Linked DNA regions of Mus musculus: region 2 is linked to region 1. A link is a loop called in an ENCODE intact Hi-C map of the cell type or tissue named here. Cell type or tissue: left cerebral cortex. All regions are shown on one strand.

Region 1 (8,000 bases):
TTAGCACAGGACCTTGAAGGGTGTGATGAATTTGCATATTTAAAGAAAGGGGAGGACATTACGGGCTGTTTGAAACAGCCTGAGCCAAGGCTGGGAAGGTAAAAGATCCTGGGCTTGCAGGATACCTATGGAGTCAGTGCAGCATTTCAAGGGAAATAGGGGTCAGGGCCAGGCAGAGGAGGGGTCAGGATGCTACAAAGAGGGCAAAATGAGAATGCTAGCTTGGAGAATTGGACTTTTGTAACTGGCAGAAAGCTGTAAAGAAACTTAAGGAATAGATGCTTAAGAAAATGTGGCTCCTAGAAGTGATGCAGGTGTGGCTGCTATGTCCCACGTGTGCCAGTAGGTGGCAGAGAGGAGCAAAGCTGTGTCTATGCTCAGTGTTCTGACCTATGGACATCTGAATGACTGACAGTCCCTGAAAAAAGTGAGCCCGAGAGGACCACCAGTCCTCCAGGGACCAGGAGCAGGCAGAGCACTAAAGAGCCCTGCCTAGGACTGATGCTCTTTGTGGCCTGTGCTGCCACTGGGAGCATGCCTGGAATTCTGGGTGGGGAGGCAGTAACAAGAGACCCTATGTAACAGGGTGGGTGGTGAGAATTGGCGCTCAAAAGCTGTCCTCTGATTTCCACATATGTGCGGTGACAGGTGCATGTACACACACACACGCTTGTTTTCTCTCTGGGCATGGGGGCTTGCATCTATCACACAGCTCTGGAGGGCAGACTCAGGCAGATGGAGAGTTTGGGAGCAGCCTCGGTTGCATCTCACGGCCCTGTCTCAAAACCTACAAGATCTAATTTTTCCTCTGTGAGTTGGGAACACCAGTCTCTGCCTACCCTGCTGTGTGGTGTACTGCCTTATTAGGGGGGCAGGGTTGAAGACAGCCAGAACATGAATGACTGAGACCCACCACTGCTGCACAAATAATATGACTTTCCAGCCGGAAGGGAGAAAACCAGAGAAAACTCACACCCGCCCCTGCCTTCTCCCAAATGGCCACTAGGGGGTGAGCAAGGCTAGCTGTTCATTCCCAGCCAGGCACGCTTGAAAACAGCTTGCTTCATAGAAAGAAAGCTTCCCCCGCCCCGCCCCCCCCCCCCCCGCAGTGCCCTACCCCAGGTCTCTATTCAAGACCCTTCTCCCAGACCTTCTGAAGCACGGAGTTCACGCTCTGTAACCCCAGGAATCCTGGGGTTGCCTACAGGACTACTCAAAGCTAAGATCATAGCTCCCCCCCTCCCCGCCCCGCCCCCGGAACGTTCACTCCTGTGAGGGACTGGAGATCTTCCAGTGCAAAGGGTTGGGTCTGAAACTTCCCCAGACCTTGAATCAGAGTCACCCAGGACAGGTTAGGGCCTGCCTTTCAAACCCCCAGCAGCGCACACTAAAGGTAGGAAATTCTTTCTTTGCAACCAAACTCAACAAGTGGCATTTAAAAAGGGTAGGTAACGAGTTCCCTGGCACCAGAAGCATTCAAGCAGGAGTTTCGAGCGCACAAACACTGCGTTTACCGAATGCCCTCTTGTTGTCTGTCCGCACAGGAACCTCCGTTTATGGCAGGCAGTGAGACTTGGGGTGCAGACAGAGAAAATGTGATTCACCAGAACTGCTGGGGTTTCCTGGCTGAGGACCCCAAGCTCTCCTGGGTCTGCTCCTGGATGTATGTGGTGACAAGTGTCTCTTGAGTGGGTCCCATAGGCTAATGAACCAGCATTAAAAATAATGGGGAGTTCTGTACTGGCAGCTGGACCAGCAGATCATATATCCAGCCTGGACCACGGAGAGGTTGGAGCCCAGGACAACGTGGAGCTGGGCTCTTCTGGCTGCTTGGGTCTTCAGGGAACATGTGGTCAAAGCCAGGGAAATGCTGGTCAGAAAGAAGAAAATGTTTTTTCCTGGGGTAGGAAGAACCAACTTCCTATAGTGGCTGAAGGCAAACTCTATGGTGCTCACAGAGACGTTTGTGGCAGGGCAGAGCAGGCCTGGGAGAGCCACCATTGGGACAAAAGTCCATGACATCAGAAATTCTGTGGTCAACCTGGGACAGAGCTGCCTGAGTCCCGGCTCTTGTCTCTGTGCAACTCTGTGACTGTTAAAAATATGTCCCATCTGCTCACCCGTGCCATCTCTGGTGCTTTTAACACTATAATAAAGGTTACATATCAACCTAATGATGGAAAAGGACCAGTCAGTAGGACTTGACACTCAGATGCAGAAAAGTGACTATGTACTTTGAGGAAAAGGATAAACCTTAGCAACCGCATCCCTGGTCCTTCCTCAGCTGACTTGGGGCAGGGATGGAGCAAAAGTGCCCTGGCTGACTAAGTGCAGAGAAAAATCTGAGAGCCATGTGTCTTTCCCCACCATCTTGCTATCATTTTATTTGCCTCATATGATGTGATATGTGCATATGACATATAATATGTACACATGTACATTGCATGATATGTACATATGCACAGTTGTTGCCTCTCATATAAAACGATGTCTTTCTACCTCTTTACCCCTCTGGAAGGTGTTGAAGAGAATGCTACATATTCTTGTTTTTTAAGAATTTCTCAAAGCTGATCAATGATGGTATATGCCTTTAATCCCAAGTCTCGTGGCAGAGGCAGAGGCAGAGGCAGAGGCAGAGGCAGAGGCAGAGGCAGAGGCAGAGGCAGAGGCAGAGGCAGAGGCAGAGGCAGAGGCAGAGGCAGAGGCAGAGGCAGAGGCAGAGGCAGAGGCAGAGGCAGAGGCAGAGGCAGAGGCAGAGGCAGAGGCAGAGGCAGAGGCAGAGGCAGAGGCAGAGGCAGAGGCAGAGGCAGAGGCAGAGGCATCTCTTTGAAGCCAGCCTGGTTTACAGAGTGAGTTCCAGGACAGCCAGAGTTATGCAGAGAAACCATGTCTCAAACAACAACAACAACAACAACAACAACAACAACAACAACAACCACCACCACCACCAACAACAACAAAAGGTTCCCAAAATCCAAACAAACAAACAAACAAACAAACAAACAAACAAGAATTTTTTTCCTCTTCTCCCCCATATAGTTCTGGGAGCTCTCAGTGTGGCACAGCTGTCAGATGAAGGGAGCTGGGTGGGTTAGGTGTCTATACACAGCCCTTTCCTCAAACAATAAAATCCCTCAAGCTGCTTGTCAGTGACAGAAAAGCCAAAATGGTGACCCTGGACCACAGTAAAACTGTCACTAATTACATCCACAGTCTTCATAGATGGGTTTTTCTTTTGGGGAGAACACTGGAATTTGAACTCAGAACCTGGTACATAGAAAATGCCCTAGCACTGAGTCATTCCTGAGCAGGTGTGTAATGTGTGTCTGTGTGTTTGTGAATGTGTATGTGTGTACACGTGTGCACAACCCTCTTCTTACATTTTTGTTTTGCTGCAGCGCCTCACTAGGTTGCCCTACTGACCTTAAACTCCCTGTCAGATTTTTCCTCCTTGGCCCCAGAAGGTGGAATGTTCCAAAGGATACTAAAATGTGCTTCTATTTCTCCTCGCTGTGAAAGGACAAAGCCAGGGAAGTGGCAAGGAGGGATTGCAGCTGGCCAAGTCCTCCTCAGCAGGCCTGGAGGTGACAGAGAGGAGCTCTACTCCCCACCCCCACAGACTCTGGGCAGAGCCTGGTGTCTGCGACTCCATCTTTGACAAAAGTTCCCCTGCAGCTGGGCCTTTCCTCTGCTGCCCAGCCCTTTCACATCCTTAAAGCTCAGAGAACCTCCCTCAGGTCTCACATTTCATTCCTGCCTAGGAAGGTTTTCCAGTGTCTAGTTTTAAGCTATGTTAGTCACTGCTCAACAGATTGCATGCCCATTGATGAGTCATCCCCTCCCTCCTCCCCTTAGCTCCTGACAACCGTTAGAACATCCTTTATACTCACGAATCCTCCTGTTCTGGATATCACATGTCTGTGACTCACATCACACAGGCCCTACTGTGTCTGGCTTCTTTCCCTGTGAGCATATTGGCAGGCTCACACACAGAGTGTAGGAAATGGCACCGCCCTCATTTGTCTAATGTAGTAATAGTGTGTGGCCTGAGCAAACTCTGCTCATTCATGCATCTGTTGGGGGACCCTTGATTCACAAGCCCTTTGCCAGCTATGAGAAGCATGGTGGACGCTGGCTGCAGTGCCTGCCATGTCCTTGCTTCCTGTTCCTCTGAGTACCTGCCTAGAGTGAGATTGCTGCATCAACCTCTCCAAGGACGATGCACCATTCTCCAATTCCTACTGCTGCATAGGAAGGCTTGGAATTCTAGCTCTCCTAGGCTGTGACAACCACACATCACCTAGAAGGACAGTGCTGTAGAGGGTTCATCACCAAGGCAATTTACTGGCCAAGAGACAGGGGACCACTCTGCCCCTAGGGAATGAGGAGAAGTACACCCTAATATCTAGGTTTTAGACTCGCATGAGAGGTAGATTCAGACTTTGGCCACAGGTTCCAGACCCAGCTCATCTCACAGGCAGCATTAGATGCATTCAGCACCAGGCTCCTTAGACACCTGGTCTGAGAGCAGAAAGGATGGAGGGATATAGCTGGATCATGTCAGTACCCATGGAGTGCATGTGGTGGTCAGTTTAAGGTCTCAACTGACACTTAGGCACATTGTAATGGTTGGGATACTGGGCTGCTTTCAATAGAGGCCCCCATTCTTATCTCAATCCAAGGTCTTAATGGTGTAGCATCTCAGTGCTGGCCAGGGAAGGGATCATGTGTGTGTGTGTGTGTGTGTGTGTGTGTGTGTGTGTGTGTGTGTGTATGAGTGTGATTCTCTGCTGACCACAGGTCCACCTGTCAGTGTGTGTTCTTAGGTCCCTTGAGACTCAAATGTATCCCAACCTGGACAGCTTTCCCTCTGCCTGCAGGCCTCTGGCTGTTTCCAGGCTCCCAGGATTCTCCTTGGACACCACCCAGCAGCCCACACGAAAGCACCTTGGCCTCTGTCCCAGGATACCTTCCATCTGAGCAGAAATACTTAGACCTTAGAACAGAGCTCACATCCTGGTCCCAGGCCCCTTGTGCCGTCTTGAAAGCATCCAGAGTCTTGTTTTATCACCCACCTGTTCACCACCACTGTCAAGCCTTAGGAACAACAGACTTCTCAGCTTGGTGAAGGTTGGCTGTGTCTGAGGCGTCAGCAAACTTGGAATACCATAATAACTTAGCTGTGTGTCGGGGGAAATGGCTAAGCTTCTCTGTGCCTCAGTTTCCTCATCCATAAAGGGACTCATAATAGCACAGAGGCCAGAGGGCCATCCCAGGAGTCACAGAGTGTGAGTGACAATCTCTATGTGCCTGTTGTCATTAGAGGCTACCCCTTGCCAACAAGAGAACACTGCTACATTCAATGCAGTTATATGTTTATTGATCTTTTGCTCCTACCTCTTTATTCTGGTTGGTGGTGTTCCTCTTTTGTGTGAGGTTGGTCAGCTGGGAACTAAAAGAAAGGCTACTTTGTTCTAAGTAGGAGTGCCAGGGGAAAGGAGCTGCTCTGACCCACAGGCCCCATGCAGCTGCAGAAGTGAGGGCTCTAACTCTGTGCCAGATGTGGACAAAGTGAGGAGATCCTGCAGGGGGGCAGTGCTGGAGGCAAAGCCTGGAGAAGTGAAAGAGTGAGGCAGACTGGGCACCAAGTAGTCCTAGATGCTGCAGATAGACACGGGGCAGCAAGCTTTCCTCTTGGTCCATATGGGTTGGCCTGTAAGGTTGCACAGTCCCATCAAGACAGCAAGGCTGAAGGGAGACATAACCAGAGTCTAAACTGGGACTGAGCTTACTTGATGGGGCCCAGGCTTTTGGGTGGAGGCAGATACAGGGAGAGAGCAGGGGTAGGGGACAAGACAAATTTCAGGCTCAGGAACATGGGCTAGTGCTACCAAGAAGTCTGGGAGCATGGCACTGACTTCCCACAGGGATGTCTGTGCATGAGGTTATAACACAGTTAGTCACTATCTAATCCAGGCATGCCAAGGCCAAGCAGAGCATGGAAGCCAAAATGCACATGGAGACCCACAGACAGGCTCAATGCCTGGCTCCCGGGAAGAAGCGTCAACACTTGGGGAGTTCTAGTCTCATTTGGGGTTGGCTATCTTGGCTATAAAGGGGGCAATTTCAGTTTCTGTGTCAAAGATCATTATCAGGAAAGGCCGATTGAAATATACAGTCAGAGGGTACAGTTTCGCAGACATTGGGACAAATTTGACTCCAGTGGCAGCAGCTGCTTCTGTGCCTGTCTCAGCCACGTCCAGCACAGCCTTGTGGACCACCTGTGGGGAGAGAAACACATCACTCAGTGGAGACCAGGGAGGGTAGGAGAGTGGTCTGGAGCAGGCAGTAAGTGCTGGCCTCATCTGCTGGGAGGAATTTCCTTGTTCCTTCCCTGGGCTCTAACCCTGCATTTCCAAGTCTCTGCTCAGGGTGTGAGATGAGGCATGCCCTTGTTCTGCTTAGTGTCTGAATCTGTGTTGTCCTCAAATCACTACAACAGGAGGACAGGAGCAGGCAGTGGCAGGAGTTTCCTCACAGGCAGCCCCCCAACTTTGTCAGAGGGAACAGCCAGAGTGCTGACAGCCAGTGCAGGTCTCCCCATCCCTCCTGCTCCAACCTCCTTGGGATATGCAACAGCAGTGTGCAAACCATGGTTTCACCTTCCCAGAATGCCATGTCCTGGTTGCACAGATCTGAGCCCAGAGCTTTGAGTGGGCGCTGGAGAGAACATTGGTCACGGCCAGGCTATGCACCTAGGAATGCACTCTGGGGGTCTAAGGCATCTTCTTTCCTATTCTTAGGGTTCTCCTCAGAACTGCCATAGATCCCTTGTTATTACTTTTACTGTTAATAATCTGAGTGCTGGTCAAGAAGTCCTGGAGGGAAGAAGTTGAGGCTGGGTGTGCTTTGTGACTGCAGTGGATTGGAGGGGGGGGGCACCTGCGGTGCAGCACAGATCGGTACCCATGTGATCTAACACCAAGCATAGGCACTTCCTCATCATGGGTTCCTGGGTGTGGTTATATCCAGGGAGTAAAGTAGTACTGCTCTCTGCAGGAGTATCTGGGGGTTTTAAGCTCCCCCAGCGTGAGAAAAACTGAGAAATATAGGTCTTCTCACACGTGTGCCAATCCCACATGCCCTCGTGGCCCTCACCATCCACGTTCAGGGCACAAGCTGAACCACCAAGTGCTTCTTTGTCTTACCTGAGAGACTCTCAGATCCTTGGTTCCTGTGATTGCAGACAGGTCAGCCTGTGTGGAGAAGACTTCCCTGATGCCCAGCTTTGAAAGGACATCCTCCAGGCTGTAGTCGGTGGAGATGGAGAACTTGGGCAGGTGGAGCTCATCTATCATCCTGAGAATGAAAGAGAAAGGAAGAGTCCCTGGACTCCGTGGCTCCTTCAGTCCACTGTGACGCTGGGGCTTCTCTACACAGAGAGTCCTCTAACTACAGGGAAGTCCTCTTCCCAGCCATGCCTACACAACATGACTTTGCTCTCCCTAATGCATTAATTATCCTCAGTGCCTGAGAATGTGAACAGTAGACAGGCAACCTGACTTGGTCCTCGCTGCTCCTTGACTGAGAATGCTTTTCTCCTAGATCCACAAATGCAGCCCTTCCCTGTCATCCAACCCTCAGACATCACCTAGAGACATTCCATTTAACATAGCACAGTGCATCAGACTCCAGCTGTCCTTATCTTCTGACACCCCCTGCCCCTCACCACTTCTCACTGTAACTTATTAAATACTTATTATGCTAATCTCCCTTTTCTCTCTTCCTCAATTACAAGAAAGCCTATAAGGCTTTTCTTCAATTTTTCTTGAAATTTTGTGCTTTAGTCTTAGATATCTTCTTGGGTAGATATTTAAGTCAGAGCCTGGCACATAGTAGGTCTTCAAGTCTTATTCCCTATATGGTGAATGATGAGTGTTGAGAGGATGAGATGGCTCCACAGGACAGAGCTGATTCTCAGAGCTCATCTCCTGTCAATC
Region 2 (8,000 bases), 120 kb after region 1:
AAATGTCTCTGATTCAAACCCAGTGGCCTAAGAACAAGTTCTTACTGCCCCCAAACCAAGTTGATAGCCAGTAGCACACAGTCCTGGCATGGCTCTTTCCTCTCTCAACACAGAGAAGGTTTTGTGGGCCTTACCTGCAGAATCAAAGCCAACTGCTAGTATGTGTTAGGTGAATCCTGATGTGCCAGGTTTCTGCCTTCCTGAAATGTTTTTAACACACACACACTGCTGCCCATTTATATCTAGGGACTCCTCCTTCCTCTTAGGAAATGATGGCCTATACAAGCCATGCTCTCTACTCAGATTGGGAACGGAAAGATAGGATGATTTATGGTGACAAGGACTTACACGCTCTGTGTTGCAGAACCAGCTCCTGGTGGCAAAACCCCTAAGACTCTTCTAAACAACACTGATGTCCTCATTTCTGTTTCTGTAATAGTTCAAAGGTCGGTATGGACCAGGTGAGCAGTCAAGGCAAGAACACAGCATCAGCCCTGACCCACTTGTTACCAAGAACAGGTACATCTGTCCTTTGTCCTGGGCTTGCCAAGTCACTTCAAAAAGAATGCAACTCTATGTCCATGATCCTTGATTTTTTTATGGAAAACCACAGATTAATAATCACTTGTCTCGATGTTGACAGGTCTTTGACTGCATCTGTATTACCATCCTTTCTGCCAGGAATGGGCACATTCTAAGAAGAGACCTGCTCTCCACAGATTTCTGAAGGGAAGCTGCCTATGTCAGGAAATGCAGGAAATCTGAAAGGAGTCTGTGTCTGCAGAGACTGACTGGCTGGTGAGAATTTCAGTTCTATAGAGAGATTGTACATTGCAGGTCCATTCAGAGGCCAATTGCCTTGTTATGTGCTAAGTTCTGTCTCTATGGAACACACATGTATTGCCTCCCTGTGTGTCCCTGTGACAACATAGTCTATTAACTTAGCAGGCACCTAGCTGCAACCCAAGAGCTAAGCAGGACAGCATAGAACATCTTGAGCCTAGAAAGAAGCTTCCCCTATGTTGATGCCACTGCTTCTCCAAGGTATCCAATCATGCCTTTTAAACTTGCTTTGATTTGTAACTTTCTTTCTTTTGTAAAGCTAAAAAGTTTTTGTGAAACTGCTTCTATTTTGGAACATGGAATTTGGGTATCATAAATCTGTGTTCTCTAATCACTGTCACAGAAAATGGCTCCAGAATGAAGGATCGTATTGCTTTTAGGATGAAAGCTGTTGATGGTGTGTCAACAGTGGAATGAGAGACACTCATCAGGCAGGTGTTAGGTGCAAAGCCACTTTCCCTGAAATGGAAGTGCAGGTCCTAACAAGAAGGCTGGATAAACAAAGCCTAATGGTGTGTCTCTGCATATCTGAAAAGAACATCATGTATAGTGCAATCCTGTTTTCCAGGAGGTACCCTAACACTCTCACAAAATCTGCTAATTCAAGTGGGCATACCTAGTTCTCCCTCAGTGCAAACAGCCTGAACCAGCACAATGCAGCCTACCATGATGTCATATGAAATCATTTTTCCTCTCTGACATTTTACTTCTTCTCTTGCCCACTGTATACACACACACACACACACACACACACACACACACACACACACACACACACACACGAGGCCACAACAGGGGAAGAAAGAGGAGAAAGAGATAGAGAGACAGAGCAGAGGGGGAGATGAAAAGATCCTTAGTGACTTGAATCCACAATAAAACTTTCTATTTAACCATGAAGTTGCCTAGTTGGATGACATCACTGCTTCCTGGCTTACATTTGTTTCTGAAACCAGGAGAGAACACTGGGTTCCTTTCACAGGGCCCTATCAACTGAGGTGCCATGTGCTGACTAGATTTCTGCCAACTCAATACAAACTATAGCCAAGTTGAGAGGAAGGAATCTTAACTGACAAATGCCTTCATAAGATCTGGTTGTAGACAAGAGTGTAGAGTATTTTCCTAATTATATTAATGGACAAAAATGGACAAATCTCTGTCCATTTTGGGTGGTACCATCCTGGAGTTGGTGGTCCTGGGCTTTTGTGAGTTAGCAGGCTGAACATGCCATGTAGAGCAAGCCAGTAAGTAGCACACATCCATGGCTTTAGCATCAGCTTCTGCCTCCAGGTTTCTGCCCAGTTTGGGTTCCTGTCATGATTTCCTTCAATGATGGCCGTTGTGTAAGCCACAGAAACCCTTTCCTCCCCAACTTGCTCACTGGTCATGGTGTCTCATGACAGCAGTAGAAACCATAAGTGAGGCATCCCCCTACTCTGTCCGCTCATCTCTCCATCCCTAGTTGTTTAACTGACATTGTGTACCTGCCTCATCAGTGTCTGTCTGCCTCATTGGATCACTGGAACTTCTCTCTCTCTCTCTCTCTCTCTCTCTCTCTTTCTGTCTGTCTGTCGATCACACACACACACACACACACACACACACACACACACACTTTCTGTCTGTCTTTCTGCAGTCTTAGATCCTATTGCACAAAGTTCCATCGAATGCTTCAGGCAGCTCCCCATTGCACTCCTGCACACTCCATGCGGAGTAAAGGGATGCTTGTGCCCAGGGATCCTGTGCATCTTTCTGAGGTTTCTCTCTTCATGGGGACACCCTCAGACTGAAACTCTGTCCCTAAACACCTACAGCATCCCTCCCTGTGTCTCAGTTCCTGAGTTAATGAAGTCCTCCTCCTCCTCCTGGGATTCCTCCAGACTTTTTTTTTCCAAGTCTGCTGTGTCCTCCTTTCTCTGAAGTTCCCTCTGCCAGCTTTTCAAGGTTGTCTTTCTTCTGCTTGCTCTGTCTCTCTCTCTTGTTCAGTGCTGGGCTCTCCCCACTCCCCACTGGACTCTTCCACTCTACTTCCTTGTCCCCTTAAGTCTCTTTCCCACCTCAGAACTAGAACTGCCATTAACACTCACCACCTTCTTTTGGACCACAATATGTCTCGTCTACCAAAATATAAACTTGACATTCTCAACAGGCAGGAAATGCCATATTTGGGTATCAGATGCTCACTGATCTTGATAAATTCTGCCAAGGTGCCAGCAATTGGACTGACACCCATGCTCAGGCTTTCTTTGGCCTCCATTGTTTGGCCCCATCCACTGTGCCCCATGCCATGTTTACCAGGTTTACCTGGCAAAACCCTAACATCCACTCCATGCTGATGAGAATCTTGAGCTTTTGGCTCCCTCTACATTCATCTTTTCTATATAGGGCAAGGCTCCTCCATGGGCTCTGGTGGCATCTGTAACCTTCCTTCTGAATCATTCCAAGCAAGTCTACATTGCAGCATGGGGTCTGTTTTATTAAAGTCTGAACTTGTCTTCGGCTCCACTCACTGAGTCTGTACAATTTTAGAAAGATCCATGTGATTCCTCCACTCTCACAGAGACATGTTGTGGTCCTATTTTGTGCAGGAGGCATTCTACACTCTGCATTGTATGATCTGCTTCTTGTTAACCTTCTGGAACCATCTGTCCCCTCATTCCCATTGCTCTAACTCCCCAAGTATATTCTGTCTCACAACCTTGACTCTTGTTGTCAGCTGCTGAGAGCCCAGGTTCTGTGTCCATTTGCACAGCTCAGTTGCTCGTTCCCTTGAATTCTCAGCTCATGTGGAGCTGCCTCACTTCTTCTCCTGCTGTCTCCCTGGTTGTTTTCCTACATGCTTCTGGAATTCTATGTTGTGTTGGTCAAGCTTTCCAAGGGAGAAGATAAGTCCACAGGTAGGTACTCTCCTGCTTCATGCACATCTTGTGTCCTATGATTGGCATTGAGTGGTTACAGATGTCTCAGCTGGTTCATGCACCCAACTTTGAGGATCTAACTCTAGGAATCCATGCCCTTGCCTCAGATCACAGGCACTTCCTTGACCCATTTCCGTCTCCCACTATCATAAACAAATTCCCCTGCAGTAGTGGTTCCACTGTGTTGGGGTTACATATTGCTAGAACTTTTCATCATGCCAATAAGTTCGTGTTGCCATTTTTTCATGTGACCTTGGGCAGTTTGACACTTACTAGACTTCAGTTCATATCTGTATAGGAAGAGCCAAGAGAAGTTCAGCCTTCCTAGAAGCTGAGCTTGCTGGTCAGCCTCTTGTCATCAGGGCCTCCTCCATCAAAAGGACTGGTCTGTTCCCATCTGTGCATGACCATCTGCCTCAGTGAATGTCCTGGCTTGCTCATAAGACATAGGCTTCATTCTCACTACATTAACATTCATAAGCTCCTCATACACATGTTTATGAATTCATTCACACATTCATGCATTCATGCATTCACTGCTGCTCTGCATCCAGATTTGACTTGTATGCAGAGGATAGACAATGGGCCACAGCTGCTGGCCTTGAGTCTTGGGTCTCAGAGGTGGTGACAAACACATGGAGATTGTAATGGTGTGGTTCCTCATGTATTGTCAGGCTGATGAATGACGATCTGAAGTCTAGATTCATATCCAGTCTTTAGTTCTCTTGTTTCACTGTGACTTGTTGTTAAGGGTACTGGTTGTGGACAATGCATACTTCATGGTCCCCAAATCTCTAATGTGAGCTGAACCTGCCCTGTGTACTGAAGACTAGTGAAAAGCTTCCCAGATCCCCACTGATCCCCTCCTTAAATGGAACATCAGCACTCAGGGCAGGAGGAATGTTAGCCTGCATCTTCCTGGCAGCATCTTGACAGACAGCTGCCCTGTATCTGTTCTAGCATTGGAGGTGGCAGAAGGATGATCAGAGCTATGAGAGGTTATTGGAAATGTATTTAACTTGAGAGAAGAGACCAGAGGAATGCAGGAGCTCCAGCAGGCTGCCCTGAGGAGAATCCTCTCTGCTGAGAAGTACAAAGGAAGGAAAGTGGGAGGGGCTTCAGAGACAGTGGGTACATGCTCCTGGTTTGTAGCAGGGGGTGAAACTGCATCACTCTTGCCTCCTTTCACTCTCTTTGGTGTGCTGCTGGAGAACATGGGTAGTTTTGGAACAGTGTGTGTGTGTGTGTGTGTGTGTGTGTGTGTGTGTGTGTGTGTGTGTGTACAGGAGTTTGAGCTTTATATGAACCTTCCAAGGAGCTAAACAGACTCCACAGGCCTGCATGGCCCTGACATAAAGGTTTGTCCACAGGGAGGCAATGGGAAGCTGGATTCTGTTTGTACAGAGGTTGAGTGGAGGCTGCACATGGCTCAGAGTCTGCAGCACAAATATGCAGAGGACAGCAGCCCTGCTTTGCCATTTCAATGACAGCTGGGGAACAGAGCACTTTTGGAACAGGGTTAGTGTTCAGGTTGAGGGTCAAAACAACCTCTTTTTTTTTTTCCATTTTTTATTAGGTATTTAACTCATTTACATTTCCAATGCTATACCAAAAGTCCCCCATATCCACCCACCCCCACTCCCCTGCCCACCCACTCCCCCTTTTTGGCCCTGGTGTTCCCCTGTACTGGGGCATATAAAGTTTGCAAGTCCAATGGGCCTCTCTTTCCAGTGATGGCCGACTAGGCCATCTTTTGATATATATGCAGCTAGAGTCAAGAGCTCCGGGGTACTGGTTAGCTCATAATGTTGTTCCACCTATAGGGTTGCAGATCCCTTTAGCTCCTTGGCTACTTTCTCTAGCTCCTCCATTGGGAGCCCTATGATCCATCCATTAGCTGACTGTGAGCATCCACTTCTGTGTTTGCTGGGCCCCGGCATAGTCTCACAAGAGACAGCTACATCTGCGTCCTTTCAATAAAATCTTGCTAGTGTATGCAATGGTGTCAGCGTTTGGATGCTGATTATGGGGTGGATCCCTGGATATGGCAGTCTCTACATGGTCCATCCTTTCATCTCAGCTCCAAACTCCGTCTCTGTAACTCCTTCCATGGGTGTTTTGTTCCCAAATCTAAGGAGGGGCATAGTGTCCACACTTCAGTCTTCATTCTTCTTGAGTTTCATGTGTTTAGCAAATTATATCTTATATCTTGGGTATCCTAGGTTTGGGGCTAATATCCACTTATCAGTGAATACATATTGTGTGAGTTTCTTTGTGAATGTGTTACCTCACTCAGGATGATGCCCTCCAGGTCCATCCATTTGGCTAGGAATTTCATAAATTCATTCTTTTTAATAGCTGAGTAGTACTCCATTGTGTAGATGTACCACATTTTCTGTATCCATTCCTCTGTTGAGGGGCATCTAGGTTCAAAACAACCTCTTATCTGCTGTTTAATACACTCTCGAGCCCCAGATTCCCCTCCTGCCTCCTCTCTGCTCCAGGATGGCATGAAAGTTACATTTAGTGACACACACATCCTGAGCCATTAGAAAATGCAGAAAGCCAGCTTCTTCAGATTTCCCTTTCTGCACAGCACATTGTGGATGCCTGCTGCTTATTCCTGAAACTGACATCCCTTGTCCCTAGGGTGCTCCACTGCTGTTAAAACATATCTTATCTGCTCATCCCCATGAACCCCAGAGCTTTAACACAATGATAGTGGGTTACTTATCAATCTAATGATGGAGAATGGCCAGTAAGTAGGACCTGACACTCAGATGCAGAAAAATGAGTTTGTAATTTTAGGAAGAGGATAAACCTTAGCAACTGCATCCCTGGTCCTTCCTCAGCTGGCTCGGGACAGGGATTGAGTAAAAGTGTAAATTGAGTAAAGTGACTGACCTAAGTGCAGAGAGAAGTGTGTGAGACAGGTGTCCTATTCTTTCTGCTTTTCCTGCCAGCATCCCTAGGCAGTCTACGTAAGTCCCAGCAGCCTCAGTTATGCCCCTGGGAAACATGTGGGTGGATGTGCTATGACAGTCCTATATTTATTTCTTCTTTTATGTTCTTCTTGTAGCAACTTAAATTGCTCAAGTTCAAGTCCAAATGCAATGCTCCTTGTTCAAATCAAATATATGCAAGACAAAAAGTATCTGAACACTCTTATACCCATCAACATATTTGTCTAATTTCAACAAATGGGACACACACACAAACGTATATGTCTATATACACATACTCTTATACATATATTCACACAAGTATATGTATCCGTATGTATATATATGTGCAAATATATATGTATACACACATAAACCTACATACCCATATTATATGTATATATATGTATATATATACAAACATATATATACATATATACATATATATATATAAATATATACACACATACATATATTTGAACTCAGAACCTGATGTATACTCAGACAATGACCTACCACTGAGTCATTCCTGAGCAGGTGTGTAATGTGTGTCTTTGTGTTTGTGAATGTGTAAGTGTGCATCCATATGCACAGCCTTCTGCTTACTTTTTGTTTTGACAAAGTGCTCTCCTAGGTTGCCCTACTGACCTTAAACTCCCTCTCAGCTATTTCTTCCTTGGCCCAAAAGGAGGAGCAGATGAAATCACACTAAAGCAACTTTTATTTCTCCTCTCTGTGCAAGGTCAAAGCCAGAGAAGTGGCAAGGAGGGGCTGCAGCTGGCCAAGTCCCCCTCAGCAGTCCTGGGGGTGACAGAGAGGAGCTCTGATCCCCTCTCCCAAGGCTCTAGTAGAGCCAGTGTTTGGTCCCTCTATCATGTTGTATTCTCATCCCCATGTCTCAACAACACACACACAAACTTCACATCCAGGAGCTGGGACTTTCTTCTGCTGCCCAGCCCTTTCACACCCTTAAAGCTCAGAGAACCTCCCCTCAGGACTCATATTTCATTCTTTTGTTTTCAATGATAATTTATAAAATTTATTCTTTAAAGAAATACAGGTAGGATTTTTTTCTTTATTTCACATAACCATCATCACAACAATTTTAAGTATTAGAAGATTTCTGAATACATTTGTTGGAAATTAGTAACCAGGTGACCATAGTTCAGTTACAGGTTTCATATGCATGCATAAAAGCATATTTCAACCAGTGAAAAAATTCAGTGCACCATAAAACACCATGTTTTCTACTCTTTATGTGAGGATGGCTCCCCAGCACCTAAGGTGGGATGACACATGT

Evidence for each region. A loop is a pair of places that touch in the nucleus more often than their neighbours do. Peaks named below come from ENCODE experiments on the same cell type or tissue, not always from the same donor. Only the 100,000 strongest peaks of a DNase experiment are listed, where the experiment ranks them.
Region 2: it touches region 1 in a loop (11-fold over the local background); 2 of 42 quality-filtered maps call a loop at or near these places.

Annotation. Positions count from the first base shown.
Region 1 is chr12:104,411,693-104,419,692 of GRCm38, reverse strand. Serpina3n (serine (or cysteine) peptidase inhibitor, clade A, member 3N) reads right to left here. Exons shown (of 5, transcript NM_009252.2): 4 at 7,209-7,359; 5 at 5,364-6,281. The coding sequence ends at 6,087. Gm24334 (a small nucleolar RNA gene) reads left to right here and starts at 293; the gene lies at 293-420. In left cerebral cortex, CTCF peaks have their summits at 330 (motif pointing right) and 984 (motif pointing right); DNase peaks (open chromatin) are centred at 993, 3,890 and 4,977; H3K27ac peaks cover 450 bases.
Region 2 is chr12:104,292,919-104,300,918 of GRCm38, reverse strand. It overlaps a transcript of Serpina3j not described here. Among named protein-coding and RNA genes, the nearest start is that of Serpina3j, 18 kb to the left of the region's middle. In left cerebral cortex, no CTCF peak of the experiment used is centred here; DNase peaks (open chromatin) are centred at 2,796, 3,387, 4,173 and 6,748; H3K27ac peaks cover 222 bases.